2 separate regions of the Mus musculus genome follow, and region 1 is linked to region 2. Evidence: chromatin loops called from intact Hi-C (ENCODE). Cell type or tissue: left cerebral cortex. All regions are shown on one strand. Links, peaks and the distances in the headings refer to the core of each region. The heading gives the core; the rest is flanking DNA. Region 1 has its middle 26 kb from the start of Plcb1. Region 2 overlaps Hao1 (hydroxyacid oxidase 1, liver).

What was found. Hi-C counts contacts between places; a loop is a spot of excess contacts. Peaks named below come from ENCODE experiments on the same cell type or tissue, not always from the same donor. Only the 100,000 strongest peaks of a DNase experiment are listed, where the experiment ranks them.
Region 1: it touches region 2 in a loop (4-fold over the local background); 3 of 42 quality-filtered maps call a loop at or near these places.

Annotation. Positions count from the first base shown.
Region 1 is chr2:134,755,336-134,764,393 of GRCm38, reverse strand. It overlaps the pseudogene Gm14038. Among named protein-coding and RNA genes, the nearest start is that of Plcb1, 26 kb to the left of the region's middle. In left cerebral cortex, for the core only: no CTCF peak of the experiment used is centred there; a DNase peak (open chromatin) is centred at 4,838.
Region 2 is chr2:134,545,037-134,554,094 of GRCm38, reverse strand. Hao1 (hydroxyacid oxidase 1, liver) reads left to right here. Exons shown (of 8, transcript NM_010403.2): 2 at 5,815-5,966. Among named protein-coding and RNA genes, the nearest start is that of Hao1, 4.8 kb to the left of the region's middle. In left cerebral cortex, for the core only: a CTCF peak has its summit at 4,121 (motif pointing left); a DNase peak (open chromatin) is centred at 4,131.

The DNA.
Region 1 (9,058 bases), core at 676-8,675, 210 kb before region 2:
ATGTAAGTGAGCTCGCCAGAGTCATAAAATGATGGAAGCAGCTGTAGTTTGCCTGCTTTTAGATGTTAATTCCTAAAGCCTGGATCTAGTGCTTAAGATGGGTTTATTTGGGTCATTTCCTTAATAGTATGAGTGTACATGCAGCATGCTGATACAGCTGAGATCAACATGGTCCAAGATCTAAGCCAACTAAATTCATGGGAAGACTAATGCTGGATTCACCAGAGTGAGCCGTGGAGAGACTTTGCAAATTAGGACTCCCCAGGACAGTCCCCACAGAAGAATCTATTCATTAAGAAACTGAATCAACCGAATCTGTGACTTCTGTTGTGTGTGCCATTTGGAGTTCGGAGGCAGAATACTCCCTGAATCAGTATTTTGTTCTCAAAAGAGAGGGGTAAGTTTGGTGTCATATCCAATTAGTGATGACTATGCTTTGATATTTTCAGTGTGGATAGATTGTGTCTTACTTCCTCTGCAGAATATAGCAACTGTTCTCTGGAAGATCTCAGTACAGATTACAGTTTGCAATGCCCTGGAACCCAGGACTATAGCCAAGGCCAACAGTAGCACAGTGTATACGGTGTGCTTTGTGACAAGAGCAAGCTACTCTTCCAAAGGCTGTCAGGACGCACATCAGCTAGCATGCCATTTCATCTGAACACCCAGATTACTCAATCTCCAATCAAGCTCAAGCTAAGGAAACAAAGGATTATGATTTCTATTGCCTAAGAACTCAGGTGGGCCTTGCGGCGGTGGAAAGATGGCGGAGTTGGACATTGGGCAGCACTGCCAGGTGCAGCACTGCCGGCAGCGAGATTTTCTTCCATTTGTGTGTGATGGTTGTTCAGGAATATTTTGCCTTGAACACAGAAGCAAGGACTCTCATGGTTGTTCTGAGGTGAATGTAGTCAAGGAGAGACCAAAGACAGATGAACACAAATCTTACTCATGCTCTTTCAAGGGCTGCACTGACGTAGAGCTTGTGGCAGTGATCTGTCCTTACTGTGAGAAGAACTTTTGCCTGAGACACCGTCATCAGTCGGATCATGACTGTGAAAAGCTGGAAGTCGCAAAGCCTCGAATGGCTGCCACACAGAAACTTGTCAGAGACATTGTCGATGCCAAGACAGGAGGGGCAGCAAGTAAGGGACGGAAAGGCGCAAAAAGCAGCGGAACAGCGGCGAAGGTGGCGCTGATGAAGCTAAAGATGCACGCTGATGGGGATAAGTCCCTGCCGCAGACAGAAAGAACATACTTCCAGGTGTACTTGCCAAAGGGGAGCAAGGAAAAAAGCAAAGCCATGTTCTTTTGCCTGCGGTGGAGCATCGGGAAGGTTGTGGACTTTGCAGCTTCTCTCGCTAATCTCAGGAATGAAAACAACAAGCTGACGGCGAAGAAGCTGAGGCTGTGTCACGTCCCTTCAGGAGAAGCCCTGCCATTGGATCACACATTGGAAAGGTGGATCACGAAGGAGGAGTGCCCTTTATATAATGGAGGAAATGTTATCTTGGAATATCTTAACGATGAAGAGCAGTTTTTAAAAAATGTTGACTCTTACTTGGAATAGTCATTCAAGGATTCAAGCCAGCAGAATCCTTATAAGCAGAAACCACTATCAGTAGACAGTCAGCTTTGTTGTGTTTGTTTTGTTTGTTTTACTACAGATACTTTTTAAAAACTCTCAAAGTTGCTGTCTTAGAATTTATTTCCATTAGGTCCTAATTTACACCAGTAGTTTTCTACTAGGTTCCATGTTGGTGTTTAATTATGTGTTGACAATTACTGGCGAAGTATTTTATTAGCTGTTTCTGGGATAGGCTGTAGAAATATCAGCAAAAGTGTCTTTCCTGGTAGACTAATGGCAGCCATTGACTGGCTGCTGTGTCACAGCCTGTACTGCCTTCCCTCCGAGATCCCACTCACACAACACCCACCTTTTTGTGATTTTGCCATTCTACGGCAGAGGAAGCTGCAGATGGCAGACTCTTTGGAGGGGTCGTACAAGTGGTACTTACCAATATTATTTAAAGCAAGTCCTATGATTAAGCCTAATATTATGTCCAGAATACATAGCCTTACTGGATACCTAAATCATGACGCATGAATTGCAGACTCTTGCAGATCCTCTCATTCAGTCTTCCAGGATAAGGTGTGTGATAAGACACCACATACCTAAGAAGGGAACGTAATTTTTTTGGTATCATGTAATTGCACTGGATATGTTTCTGGTAAGGAGTTTTCTCTAGTAGGATTCAACTTTTTGTGTGTGTGAATGTATTACAAATGAGAACTTCACTCGAATAAACTGATTTTGTTACAGTCTAAAAAAAAAAAAAAAAGAACTCAGGTGGTGGCTGGGCAGTGGTGGCATATGCCTTTAATCCCAGCACTTGGGAGCTAGAGGCAGGAGGATTTCTGAGTTCGAGGCCAGCCTGGTCTACAGACTGAGAATCAGGACATCCAGGGCTATACAGAGAAACCCTGTCTCAAAAACAACAAAACACAAAACAAAACAACAACAACAACAACAAAATGGAGGTGGCAAGCTTTTCAGGTGGGAGGCCTTTTGTTTACTCTTCTAGATCTATCCCTATCTCTCCTCTGGGATATTGATGTGCAGCTGAGGTATGGCTCCCATTGGTTTTAGTCTCTGGTACCTCAGGCAAGAGGCTAGGGAATGAGGTAGAAGAGGAGATTCCGTAGATTAATATATGAAAAAAATAAAAGACTTCAACCCACTAGGGCTTCTTTCTATCAAGGGAACAGTCTCAGGAAAAGGAGGACATGGGGGGTGACTGTTATACAAATGACCCATAAAAGGTTGCATAGCTCCTCACCCCTTCCTTTTCACTGTCTTGGCCATGGGCCACCTCTGGCACACCTCCAGTCTCATTTGTATTTCCTATTTAGGATCTCTCCTTTCCCATAACAATCCATGTGTCTCTGTACAACTCACTGTAAAGAGGCTCAAGAACCTGAACAAATGATAGCTGCTCTGCAGACACAAATACACTCCTGTAGCAGAAGGAAAGAAGAGATAAAACCGGAGTACTTGTTTGCTTGGTTCCTACCTGGTGGCTCTCAGCACCTTAACTAATAGCATAGCATCCATATAGGGCTGGCTCCTGCTCAATTGTTCTCACTGTTCATGTTTATTCAGAGCACTTGTCTCTAGGGACTGCTAGTAGCCTTGCCTCATTGTTGCCTCATTATTATGGTTGGTCTCAGGATCCTCCACTGCCTGTGTTTTGCTTGCTACTTTTGAATATGTCCTTTCCTGACATTATTCAGTGATCTTGCTGGAGTATAGCCCTGCTTGTTGCTGAGATCCCTGATTTAAGCTTTGTTAAGGAAAGTCTCACAGTTTCTATTCATTGAAAGAAAAAGTTTATTAAAATGGTTTCCATCCTATTTTCCTTCAGCCAATTCATCCCGAATCCTTTCCACTCTTTTAGTCACTTATCTTTATATTCTCTCTTTCTCTCGCACCCTCTCTCAAAACAAACAACAAAAGAAAATCAAAACAAACAACAGAAACAAAAAAAACTGTAAGACAAAACAAAAAAACAAAAAGCACTCCAAAAACATGGAGTCTGTTTTGTTTGCCAACTGCCCCTGGAAACCAGGCCTGTGGTGTTTTGTATATACGATTTTTTTATAAGTTGCCTTGCTCATAGCATCTCTTCACAGTTATAGAAAAGTAACCAAAATATAAATTGGTATCAAGAGTAGGTTATTGCTGTGAAAGACCTAAATATGCTTGTTTTTAGAGAGATGTAGAAGACTTTCAGAGTTGTACTGGGAAATCAGTTGAGTGCTGTAAGCAGAGTTTAGAGGGCCGTCCTAGTAGGAACTTGGAAGATAGTAATATTGACAGTAACTTAAGGTCTACCTCAAGAGGTTTCAGAGGGAAACAATATTAGCAACTAAGATAGAGACCATTCTGATGGTATTTTTACTCTTAACCTAAGAAACTGTGGTTTGAATACATTTGAACCCCATCAATTTATATGTTTGAGTGTTTGGCAATGAGTAGTAGAACTATTTAGAGGTGTGGTCTTGTTGGAGTAGGTGTGGCCTTGTTGGAGGAAGTATGTCACTGTGGAGGTGGGCTTGACTTCTCTTAGTGCTTAAGCCACACCCAGTGCAGTGCAGATGAGACCCTCCTCCTGGCTACCTGAAGACTGTCGTCTTCTAGTTGCCTTCAGATCATGATGTAGAACTCTCAGTTCTTTTTCCAGCACCATGTTTGTTTGCATGCTGCCATGCTTCCCACTGTGATGAAATGGACTAAAGCCCAGAAACTGTAAGCCAGCCCCAGTTAAATGATTGCCTTTATACGAATTTCCTTGGTTATGGTGTCTCTTCACAGCAATGGAAACCCAAACTAAGATATTCTGTCTGGGGCTAAATTGAAGAATTTTGAACTAATTTTGTTGGTGGAGAAGATTTCAAGACAACGTAATATTGGCTACATTACATGGCTATTAGCAATCACTATTATGCAGGTCTACAATGAAAAAGAGCAAGCACCACAAACAGAAAGACAAAGTGTATATAGTTTGAGAAAATAAAAAAGCAACAGGAAAAGTAATCGGAGCCAAGGCTTGTGCTGAAAGATGTAAGGGGCCGGGGGGGGCAGATGGAATAGAGGGAGTGGTATCCTCCAGCAACCCCCCAGCCAGCCAATCCTGCAACTTATGAAAGAAAAAGTCCTGGGGGGTTTTCTTGTTCTAAAAAGTAACAAAACTTATCCAAATGATGTCTCAAAAGCCCATGCCTGCCAAGCCCAGATCTCTTAGTTACTGCTCCAGTGCCCGCCTGCATGCTCCCACGCTCCCCACCAAGATTATACTGGACTAAACCTGTGAAAATGTTTGCAAGCCAGTAGTGAAATGTTTTCTCCTGTAAGAATTGCCTTGATCATGGAGACTCTTCACAACAATAAAAGGATGACTAAGACAGACTAAGACAGTCAACTCTGACAAGGTATATGCTAAATAATATTATATAGACTGAGGAGTACTTATTTCAACACACACATATATGCACGCAAGAACAATTAATGTAAAAAATGTAAAATGAGACCATTAATTTGAAAAAGAGCAAGAAGGCATTGAGGGGATGTATGGAAGGGCTTAGAGGGAGGAAAGGGAAGGTATTAATATTTTGTAGTCCCATGATATCTCTGAAATAGGATCCTTCATGCTCTCACAAATAAAGGCATTTGTAAAAGCTCTAAGAAGGAACTCAATGGCAACTTGGAGAATTTGAGAGCAAAACAACAGGGAAGGCAAGCTGAGAACCTCAGCAGCTACCTGTGGAAGGAAGACTTAGGTGAGGAAGAACAAAAATAGTTATCACTTACAAGCAGCCATGAAACCAAACAGCTGGGGGACAGTTTCATAGAAAGAGGGAGAAAACCCTGAGTATCAGGGGGAAAATGTTCAGGCTTTGGGAAAACAGAAAGAACAAGTAAAAGTTACATCTTTCTGAGTAACTTTCAAATGGGCAAGCCACGGTACTGTTGAACGGATGCTCTGCAAATGACTGTACAGAGACATGGTTCTTGGAGACAACAGTACATTATTTCATTTCCAGAATAATTATTCTTCCCATATCCATAGCATGACATTAGGGGACAATAACCATCTTGAATTATGATTCCCAGTTAAGGGGAGAGGCTCAGCAGGATTCATTCTTTTATTTTATTTTTTTTTTCAGGATTCATTCTTAAGGGAGGCAACAATGATATAGAATGTTACAATCTTTGGAAAAGATCAGAGTGAAATGTCCTCACCCAAAGCCAGAGTAGATTCCATTCTTTTGACCAGGATAAAATAGCTTTTCCTTAAAGGACCTCCAATAGGGCTCTGATAGGCAGCCTCAGTGGCCTCCAAAGCTACTATTGTAACAGCCCCTACATCAAGAGTTCAGACCCTAAAATTATTGAGGAAACTAGTCAAAAATGGGAAACGCAACCTATTTTTACCCTGAAAATCTGGAGACTCAATTCCCAAGCTGTCCCCACAAGGGATTAGTTTGTATTCATACTCTCACACACAGCCTTCAGGGAGAGGTGTTCTTTCAGAAAGACATAAGGAACAAGAGCTCCTGTCTCAGAGTGTTTGAAAGAATTATCTTGAATCTTTCTCTTTGCCCTGTACATCATATCATCATATAGAGGCATGTTGCTTTAGCTCCTCTTTCTTGCTTGGAGATTTTCCTGTTTACTTTTTGCTAAATGTTTTTGCATCTTATGTGGTTAGAACATGCTGCATCACAATTGTTGAGGTTTTTGTTGTCGTAGACCAGGATATGGTCTCAATGGTTTATTTCCCTTGGTGCTTGAAATGAATATGTATTCTGCTAATGGAGAGGTTGATATACAAATGCTATTTATATCCTGTTGGCTAACAGTGTGGTTGAGTTTTTATTTATGCTTGCTAGCTTGCCGCCTGTTTTGTCTATCAATTGCTGCAGCATGGATTTGTTGTCTCCAATAACAAACATGGCTCTGATCTCTTTCCAGTTCTATCTGCTTTGTTTTCATTCTTTAGTAGTTCTTTTGTTGGGTGACTTTTCGTTGCAAATTTCTAAGAATTCTTCGAAGACTGATGCTTTGTTAATACGTATGTCATATAGTGATTTTCTCTGCAACTTCATTATTATCCTTAATGTTATACTGCATATATATTATAGTATATCATTATATATTTATTATTTATATTATTATTACATGATTTAATCTACTTTGTTGGATATCGTATCTATCCACATGAAAGAATATTCTTTTCAATATTTATACCTCTAGTCTATTGCAATGCTATATATAAAATATGTTTTAGTAGATAGCTGGACTTGAATTCACGATCACCCTTTGCTCTCTCTCTCCAGCATAGCTTACCAGGGTGCTGTACACAGCCACCTGAAAGCATGTTTTAGTCAGTATCTTTAGACCATGTACAGTTGAGATAATTATTAATGGGTTAAGATTATATCTTCCATCTTATTTTTTTACCTTTATTTTATTTTGTTCATTATTTTTTTCTGGAATTCCTTTGTAGCTCCTTTTAGTGGTTATTATACATATTGTATTATATGTACAAATGTTATTGCATTGTACTAGTAAAATGATTTCGCCATTTTGAATGATAGTTCAAAACTTTACCTCTTCCAATTTTCCTTTGTCTCCCCTTATAGTTATCTTAGATTTTTTTCTTCATTTTATTTTTATTTTGAACCACATAGTTATCATTTTCTTGTTCTGCAAGATACATACATTTGAAGGATAAAGTAAGGTGTATCACCACCAGTTTTTACCTTAGAGGGTGCTCACTGTCGTTATCCAACTAGACACAATTCACAAGGCAATGAAATTCTACTTGGCAACAACTTTTAAGACAGCTATGTTTAAAAAGATAATAAATAGTATATAGATTGGTGAAAACTGAAACCCTCATATATTGCTGATAGTATATAATAATTTTACTTCTTTAAAAATAGGAAGTTCCTATACACTAAATATGCAGTTACCATTTAACCCAATGATGCTCAAGACAACAGAAAATATGCTTTAAAAATGTGTATAGCAGTGCTCATAACAGAATGTCTCAGAAAGCCCCCAGGTAGAAACACAACAAATCTCCATCAATAGGTAAGTAGATTTTTAAAAAGCTTTAAGCCTATGCACACAATGAAATATTTAACCATGAAAATGGTCATAATATAAGCTGGGCATAGTGGCACACGCCTTTAATCCCAGCACTCAGGAGGCAGAGGCAGGTGGATTTGAGTTCAAGGCCAGCCTGGTCTACAAAGTGAGTTCCAGGACAGCCAGGGCTACACAGAGAAACCCTGTCTCGAAAAAACAAAAAAGAAAAAGAAAGAAAGGTCATAATATGAATAAATCCAGAAAACTCTGTTCTACATGTTAAAAGCCAAACATAAAAGGCTATGTGTTGTATAATTCTAATTATATGAAGGTTCCAGATCAGACAAACCCTTGGAGGGAGACTGTAGCTTAGGGATTTCCAGTAACTGATGGGCAAAAGGAACAGAGTGAAGAGTAACTGCTAGTGTGTACAGAGTTCTGTGAGAGATTATGAAATGTTTTGGATTAGATAGTGGTGACAGTTGTGTAACCTCAAGATAATATTTCAAAACGCTGAATTGTGTGCCTTCTGTGGGGAAGTTCTATGGTAATTAATTATGTCTCTTTCCTGTAAAGGCAATTGACATCCTAAGGGAAAGCAGAAGGTTTTTGTTGGCCAAGAGATTTCTCTGTGCTGCCTCTTTTATCTTCTTTAAAAGTTACTTATTTATTTAGGTATTTATTTTAATTAATTATTGGATGTTTCATTCAATATAGTTTGATCATCATTCTCAACCCTCCCTCAGCTCCTCTGAGTGTGACCATCTTCAATATCTACCCAATTTTGATGTCCTGTATTTTTTTTGTTATTGTAATTGTTGTATTGTTTTTTTTATACCCATCAAGTTCAGTATGTGCTATACATTTTTGGATGTATGGCTCTCCATTCAAAGGATGAAGGCAGGGCCTATAGAACACTGACTCTCCCTCTTCAGAAGCTATGTGTTGCCAAAATCTTTTTGGCCAGAGGTGGGACTTCCTGCCCACTTCCCCATCCATGTTGAGCTTGCAAAAGTCTTGTGTATACTGTCATATCTACTGTGAGTTCATGTGTAAAGTTTCCATTCTGTGTCCAGAATACTATATTTCTTTGTAGCCACCATCTACATCCTTGTAGTCATACTTCTGGTTTTACAATTTTTTGGCTCTGCTTTTTCAGTGATTCTTAAGCTTTGGAAGGAATATAATACAGATGTCCTATTACTGCTGGCTATTCCATAGTCTCTTAATTATTGTTTTCTGTGTTAATTGTTATCTTCTACATAGAGAAGCTTCTCTGATGAGGGATAAGAGATGCATTAATCTATGAGTATAACAGTAAGTCATTAAGAGTTAGATATTATGCCCATTTAGCAAATTGGTTCTCTTTCAGCTCCTATGACCTATCTAGCCACGGGTTCA
Region 2 (9,058 bases), core at 510-8,509:
GATTTGTGCTTCATAAGTAGAACATTTCCCAAATGTGACAAATCTGGATATCTTGAAGATTGATGGATTGGTGGCAAAAGCGAGCAGTATCTTTTCTTGAACTGTGCCAGTAATTAATTTAACTATACATACAGATTGTTATAATTGCTGATGGTGTTATTTGCTTTGTATTAGAGTGTTACAGAGAATACTTGTGTTGATGGACTAGGACAGCTTTAAATGGAACTGCCACCCTATCCAGTTGAACCCGATACAATTATTGCTTCCCATGTTCCCATCCTGTTGGCTTTCTCCATTGACATTCACTTTGATATTAGGTTGCCTACACTTTTGCTTCAGATTGCAGTAAGTCTGTGTAGCATCTGCCTTTTACCCTTGCTGCCTCATGCCTCCTGAAAAGTGCTTCTTCTCTCTTCTCACATTATTTCCCCCAGGCTTTCATGTTTCAGACACGAGACAGTAGGTGCTTGCTTTCTTTTTTCTCTTTTCTTTTTCTTTCTTTCTTTTTTTTGTGGTAAAAACAGAAAATAAGATAACTTTAAACGGGTATGTTTTCTTTCTTTCTCTCTCTCTTTCTTTCTTTCTTTCTTTCTTTCTTTCTTTCTTTCTTTCTTTCTTTCTTTCTTTCTTCCTTCTTCTTTTTTGTCTTAGCCAACTATCTGAGGGGGCTTTCCCATATCTCACTCTTTCCACGCCATTCCTCTTCCATTGTAGTCATGAGTGATGGCAGTGGGCAACGGGGTTCTCCATTTGTGATCACTTATTAAACGGAAATGGACGGAAAATATCCAAGGGTAGAAAATCTGCCTTCTTTCCTATTTCTTCTTTGATCTGGAGAAAAAACACTCAGAATTGCCTTTATTTTTCTGATTAGGAGAAATTAAATCATTGTAATCAAGGCAGTCTCTTGTTGGCAGCAGCCATGTTACACACAGGTTGGTAGCAGAGCATGGGTGGGAATAGTGTGGAGAGCAGGATGTCTTCCCAACCTCTGAAGTCCTTGATCAGGCTTTTTCTGAATCCTTCCTGAACACACAAATGCTGGGGAAGTTGTAGATGGGTAATTGGTTAATAATGCAGGAGCTTAGAGTTCTGAACTTTATCAATTATTATTATTATTATTATTATTATTATTATTATTATTATTGACTTCTTCAACATTTCCTACTCTTGTAAATGTTCCTTCTTGGGGTTATGCCACTGTGTCCCCCAGATAAATAGATTTCCTGAGTGCTCTCCTTAAGCCACAACTTAGCTGTTCTGGGCTTTTATAGCAAAAGACTTCCATGCCCTTGACTGATGTATAGAGCTGTATATGAGCATTGCTGCTGGTGGTCACCAATTCCATTTCTACAAAGCCTTCTCTACCCTTTTAGACACCTCAGCTCATATGGTCCAACTTATTAATTAATTCATTTATAGTCTCATCAAGTAACTCCATGTGATATCAGTCTAGCCATTCAAAACAGGCTGGGCTGGGACTTGCAGTCAACCTCCTAACTCTGCTTCCTGAGAGCTACAGGAATGTGCCAACAGGCAGGATAATTGATTGGATTACACTTTGAACTGTTTCAACAGACAAGATTGCTACAAGCTGAGGACCCAACAATGATACAGATAGAAAGTTCCTACCAACAGAAACTTGCATTTCAGCAACTATACATTGACTTAGCATCCATAAGTATAAATACACCCATGGTATTTATACTTCCATGGTATAAAATACCTCCCCACAACAGCTACCATAAGAGAAGAAGCAAAGAACAGTAAGACAGATTACCTTGCTGACACTAGAAATTCTAGAAACATTCTGAGGCATAGAAGTCTTGGTGTCCAAGTTTTAACCAACCAGAAGAGTCCCATGGCTTCTATGAATTCTGTAGCACTCCCAATAGAATACCATCCTAAGTGTGGATTAATTTTTCTCCATGGCACAGATAATACAACTGGAAAAGACAAGTGCCACATCTTTCATGGAACTTGATAATTCTGAGACTGCCATATCCAGGGATCCACCCCATAATCAGCTCCCAAACGCTGACACCATTGCATACACTAGCAAGATTTTATCGAAAGGACCCAGATGTAGCTGTCTCTTGTGAGACTATGCCAGGGCCTAGCAAATACAGAAGTGGATGCTCACAGTCAGCTATTGGATGGATCACAGGGCTCCCAATGGAGGAGCTAGAGAAAGTACCCAAGGAGCTAAAGGGATCTGCAACCCTATAGGTGGAACAACATTATGAACTAACCAGTACCCCGGAGCTCTTGACTCTAGCTGCAAATGTATCAAAAGATGGCCTAGTCGGCCATCACTGGAAAGAGAGGCCCATTGGACTTGCAAACTGTATATGCCCCAGTACAGGGGAACGCCAGGGCCAAAAAAAAAAAAAAAAAAAAAAAAATGGGAATGAGTGGGTAGGGAAGTGGGGGAGGAGGGTATGGGGGAGGAGGGATAGCATTGGAAATGTAATTGGGGAAAATATGTAATAAAAATAAATAAATAAAAAAAAGAAATAAAAAGGCCTTGAGCAAAGTTCTTCAAAGGACAACTGGTTCTTAGTGTTTGTACTCCAACAAATGTCAAGTCTGATCCCTTCTCTGACATCTCAACTTCTCCCTTGCCTTGTGGTTCTCTGCTTGACCCACAATCCCTTGATTTGTTCTATTGAGTTGGTCATATGCAACTAAGAGAATTTCGGCTGACTTTGGTCGCCTTGGCTTGATAGCAGGAAGGAAGTCACACTGGGCCTTCCCATTCTGTTTCCAATAAAGGCTACAAAACAATCAGACATAACAAAAGGTCAAAGGCATTTGTGAAGTTCATCCCCTTTCCTTCCCACAAGTATCCGGGAGCATCCTCACCAGCACTGTCCATCAGCACACAGATCTGACAACCACATTTTAGAGTTCTGGAAACTTGGGCCACTTGTGTGACCAACAGCTAGCTGGAGATGTTTCTTGGTCAGACTTGGGACTAGCATTAGCATGACCAGAAATAATATCACGAAAGGATAAATAAGTTGAACCACCCAGAAGAATGAAATTCTCTGCTGCAAATATGTAAGAATAAGGCAAAGTTCAGAATGCCAAGGGGCTTCATTTTGAATGGACTGACCGGACTGGGGTTAATTTGAGAAAGTGTACTACACCATTTCTTTTACACACTGACGTAAAGGAGCCTCCCCACCCAGGTTTGTCACATGCCCTGGCTTTTTTTGAAGGTATTCCTGATGGAGACTTCCTCCACAGTTCGATTATTTTGCAGGATCATAACTTCAGAATTAGAAGCTGCCCCTTTGCTGCTGCATCTTGATTGACACTGACAAAGGGGAGGTTTAAGGACAACTCTCTGGTAGATAAAAGCTATGCTAGCCCCAGTTTGTTACATGGGAAACACTGCAAACTCGCTAGTGGTGTTTTCAGTATTACATAAACAGAACTGTCACAACATCTCTCCGTTGATCCATGAAAAAAAAAAAAAAAAAAAAAAAAAAAACGAGGAAAGAGCATTTGCAATCATTTGCTTTAAATTTGTGGAGAGAAAAGTTAAGATGAAGAAACCCTGTGGTTTAGAGTTGTAAGTAGCCATAAGACTTCAGTGCTATGGAATTTGGGATCTTTCAGGGAGTGGCTATGTCTGCGGGAGCATGTCTCTCTCTTGAGTTTTGGATTATTTAGAACTTAGACCTTTGTTCTATGTGAAGTGTAGGCTGGGAGTCCTGTTGTAACTTCCTTTGTTCATTTTGGTTTTTAAAAAAGTTTGCTACTCAATGGTCCAGCTGTTCTTTCCATCTTCACAGGCTCTTCCCAAAGTAGACAGCAGTGAATGAAACATAAGGTTATGTCAAAGAGTTATTTGTTGTATAATTGAGGTGATAGCCATTTAAATTTGGGGTAGTTTTCAGTGAGAGTCAAAAATTCTTTGAGACTATCTCATAAAGCTATTGTTATTTGTAAAACACCCAAACCTGGAGGATACTTTACAAGATGTACCCTTCCCCATTTCACTTGATTTACTTAGTTTTGCCCAGAAATGTAGGTGTTGAAGAGTCTTTGTAATATTTGAAACAGAAAATGTATTTACAGAATGTGTGAGCATGCAATTATTAAGGTGACTGCGCCACCAAGTGGACGAGTGTAAGGTTGTTGTTTATTGACAGAAGGAGTCTTGGTTTGAGTGTTGTGTGTCCTCATAAAGTCTTCAATTGTTCTTTTAGTCATACGTAAATATTGATGTTAATGCCTTTCAAAGCCGGTGTGTCTGTCCCCTCTATTAAAATCTCTTCCTCTCATTCCAACAACACTCTTAGAGATGATTGGTAATGAGAAACCCCTCCATGGCTTCTGCCTCTCCCCCTTCACATTGGAGAGCAGACAATCGTGCTGTAAGTGTCCATGCTGTGCAGCAGATTTCCAGGAACAGAACATGTGGTGTGATGGAAAACCATGACAATTATGATGGTCAAAGAACAGCTTATGGAGAAACCAACCAACCAACCAACCAACCAACCAATCAACCAGTCATCCAACCAACCAACCTACCAACCAGCTAGTTTTAGAAACCAGATGCTAAACTTCTCTATCACCTCATTCAGGGATGGGTTGTTTTAGTTTACTGTGTGACAAATGTTAGACTGCAGACGTCGAGCAGGTCCTCAGGATAGAACTGTTTCTGCTGCTGCTGCTGCTGCTGCTTCTCTTCTTCCTCCCCCTCCCCCAGAGACAGGTTTTATTCAATGAAGGGCTTTCCCCTCATTTCTCCAATATGAAGTCACTCTTCACTATATTTGCAAGAACAATCTCAACCTCAAGAGAATTAGAGTTAAATCTAGAAAATCAATATACAGGACTGTTGGTTAGGCTTGTAAGTATGTCTAAACAAGGTATTTATTTTAATAATGTCTAGTTTTAGTCTGCCTGCAATGAGGAGACTAATTGACATAAGCAAATAGGAAATATACATTCTGCTGATAAGTTAGTTTCGCATAAGGTTTACTGATACAATTTGACTTATTAACTTCTGTTCTGATTTTGAGGAATCACAGAAAAAATCATTTACAATAAATTTCAAGAATTAAGAGTTTTAGTTTCTATTAAATATTCTGAGGAAGGGGCTTGACTAACAAAACAAGTAACCAAAGCTTATACTCTTAACCAAAGCTCTAACTCTTCTCTTATGTTCATTCATCAGCAGACACAGCACTTAGTTAATAACTTTGAAGAAAATATTCACAATTTTCAAAACAATTGCCTTGAGCTCTTCTGTCTTACAGAAGGAAGGTCCATACCTTCTCCAATCTGAATATAATCTCTAGGACTTTGTATATCATCATCTAAATCTGGGGAAAGTAAAATAAGATCTATATTGACCCCAAAGCCTATAAGGGGATGTTCATAGTGACTCTCTTTATCATCTATAGAAAATGGAACTATCCTAATGTACCCCAGTAGTGAATAAGCAACGAAGGTTCCCTCCAGGAGGTGAAATGGATCAGCCCGATGGTACAAGCTAGTGATGCACACACCAGCATGGATGGCTATCAAGGACACCATGTCAGGCTCAGAAGGCTGTCTACTGTAGGAATCCATCACACAAAATTCTTAAAAAGCAGAAGTATGAGGATGAAAAATGCAGACCAATGTTTGTCAGAGGTTTGAGGTAGGGAGAAAATTTCACTATGCAAGGAAAAGATTTGGCCTAATAAAAAATATTATTTTCTCTTTTAAACTAAAATGTGTTAAAGTTTTTTGGTTATACCTTTGAAATTCTAAAATTACATGTATTGATATTAATATTATTTTAAATTCCAGATGGAAGCTCTATCCACGGATGCTTCGCAACGTTGCTGATATCGATCTGTCAACTTCTGTTTTAGGACAGAGAGTCAGCATGCCAATATGTGTTGGGGCTACTGCCATGCAGTGCATGGCTCACGTGGACGGGGAGCTGGCCACTGTGCGAGGTAAGAAAAGAGAGACAAAGAGAGGCTTCCTTCTCGAACACCCTTCCTAGGATGCTTTTATTTAAAACAATTACATTCCTTGTTTTTCTTTACTTTATATTTTTCAATGATATATATATATATATATATATATATATATATATATATACCATTTCATATATATACATATATGCATATATATATATATATATATATATATATATATATATATGAATGAAACCCTTGGTTTTACCATCAACTTTCTAGATTTTGGTTCAGTGCTTGGTGCTTGGTGCTTGGTGCTTGGTGCTTGGTGCTTGGTGCTTGGTGCTTGGGTTTCTATGTCCTCTGCGAAACAGTGATCAAACTAGCAGTTGTTGCTTTTGGTTGTTGTGGCGGGGGGGGGGGGTGGAGGTCGGTCCACAGAAATTATACATGTAAACACCTGGTGCAGAGTAGTGCTCAGCTAATGTTTGTAATTTTATGAGTAGTAATATCAAGGTCTCTAAAAATGGAGATCCAAGAACTAGCTTTCCCAAGATCATAGATCTTGAGTGGCAGAGGTGGTGTTGTTCCAAACAAATGACTTGCATACTGAAAGAACAAAGGTGGAGACCTGGTTGGCTCTGATTTCTTCTATGGTATTGGAACGTGATTCTGTTTTATGGGTGGAGTCTTTCCCCAGTAGAGCATTTCCCACTGCCCCAGGAAGGAGCAAAGAGGAAAGGAAAAAGACTACAAAGAAATTTCTCTCCATGGCTAATAGATTACCTTCCTAGTTCCCTAGCAACACTGAATATGTGAAAGGCTATACATAGACCTCAGCATATTCAGCTTTACGACTAAGGACTGTGGCTGAGGAATCCTATTTAACCTCTTTTGATGCCAGGCAGGCAAGAGATGAAGGGCCAAAAGAGCATGAACTCAATGCTATTTAAAGCTTTTTAATTCTGAGAATTATGAATTAAATGGCTCTACCTTCTTCATTAAAATGTCTCCCACAGAACTCTGCCATGAACATCAAAATTTTGCTTTGACACAAAAAGGTTGTACTGCATCAGCTTAGGTCAGAGGCTGACAGCATCCTTACTGCTGGAGAACTACATGCAGCTGAGTGCGCTCAGAGCCCCAGGGGCTTAGTTTTGGTAATCCAGAAACACACAGCCCCTGGGATGGAGGTGGTGGTAAGTGGGAGACCAAACTAAACAAGTGTAGAGGGGTAGGTCCATTTAAAGAAACTTAGGGCAACAAAACAAAAGTGGAGAGGTGGGCATATTAGCTTAAATCTTGAATGCACCAAAATTTCCATAAATATCAAAAGGAAATATTCCATAGGATATTGTGATTTTTTTTGAAGTATTGAATAATAGTTGAGAAAATAAGAGACAGCAAAGGGAAATTTTCGCTCGATGTCAATGGCCCTAAAAGAAGAAAATGATACAAAGACAAAAGTAAGAAAATAAGAAATTCATGAATGGACACAAGAGTCAACGAAGGGAAATACTCCACTAATATGCAAAGGAATATAAGTCATTACCATGTATTTTTTTATTTTCTGGATGTGAGATCTTTATGTTAAGGTCATGATGTCTGGTGTGATTTGGGGGAAATGTTCAGTGTCCAACATAGATCTGAAGAATAGAAAGCAAGGACTCTAAGAAATAATGTGGCACTCGGTATCAAAGATTTTAGATGTGAATTCTACATAATGCTGTAACTTTTCTTTTTTTTTTTAAAGATTTGTACAAGAGTTTCCATGATTTTAACTTCATTTGACAGACCTTAGAAGAATTGACCTCTAATTCGAGAAACCATGGAAAAAATGGCAAGCATATCAAAAGAAACAAAATTTTTGAAAATGATACAGAAATTGATTGTGATCTCTGCCTTTTGTCTTAAAAAAAACTTTCCTTCTTTTTCCTTTTTTCTTGTTTTCAGCTTTTTACAAGAATTTATTGTATATCTCAGCCTGATCCTACTGCCTCAGCTTCCTTCCTGCTTGGATTACAGATATACTAGCTACCATACTTGAATTATTTCAATTAGCAGTTCCAATTGAAGTAAAGCACACAGTTGTCATGTTTCTATTAGTGGGCAGAAACAATGTTAGGGAGACTGTGTTGGAAGATGGAGATGCTTTTTGTAACTCACTAGTTTTTTAAAGTGCAGTGGGAGATTACTTCTGGGTTATAGCCCATCCTTATAAACTCTATTTGAACTATTGTTCAAGAAGCAAGTGATGGAAAATAGATTTGAAAGAGGAGGCAAAAATCAGGAAACAACTCAGAGGACAGAGCAGAGGGAAGCAAGTTTACCAGTGGGCAGAGCTCACCTGGTAAGTCACTGCGGGACCAGGGAACTTGGCATTACTGTCTGGTTTTGTGAACAAATTTCTAGAGTTTTCGAGAACTGCTTTCATAACCACTGATGGCACGCTGTACGCTCTAACTTCCTCCCTATGGGTCTGAAGCCCGTGATTTTGTTTGAGGACGGACTGGAGTAAAATGAAAACGCTTGTTTAGAGACTGTTAGGGAGTCATCAAATGTTATGTCCCCGGGCACTCACCATGAGCTGATATTAAGTGCCCATTAGTTCTTACCCTTTTAGATTTATTTAGCACAAAATTGCCACCTTCTAGGCACTTGCCTAAGTACACCACAGCTCTCGTTTGGTGTTCTCAGAAAACCCAGAGAAGCAACTACATTACTAAGCCTAGTTTACACATGAAAAACTGAGGCACATATAAGATGAGTCACTTGCTCAGGGCTACATGATTCATAAGTGACAGGAAGTGTCCAGATCCCAGCAGTCTGTCTCCAGAAAAGTGGCTCCTAACTACCGCGTGCTGCTTTGAAAATGCTCTGAAGGAGTTATAGCACCAGCAGGCAGGCGTTTATAGCTTTAGATTTGTACAAAGGAGGACTCTGGGACAGTGACACATACACTCTACCTTTGAATGAAGTGGAAAGGGCATAAGAAATAGGGTCGGGGAGATCCCTGTCTTCAAGAATCCAAAACATCTGAGTCATAGCATCTCAAGCTATAATACAGCTGTATACAAGAGAACTCCCTCAAGGACCTCTGCATTCTTCCAGTTTCCGTCTGTGTTCTC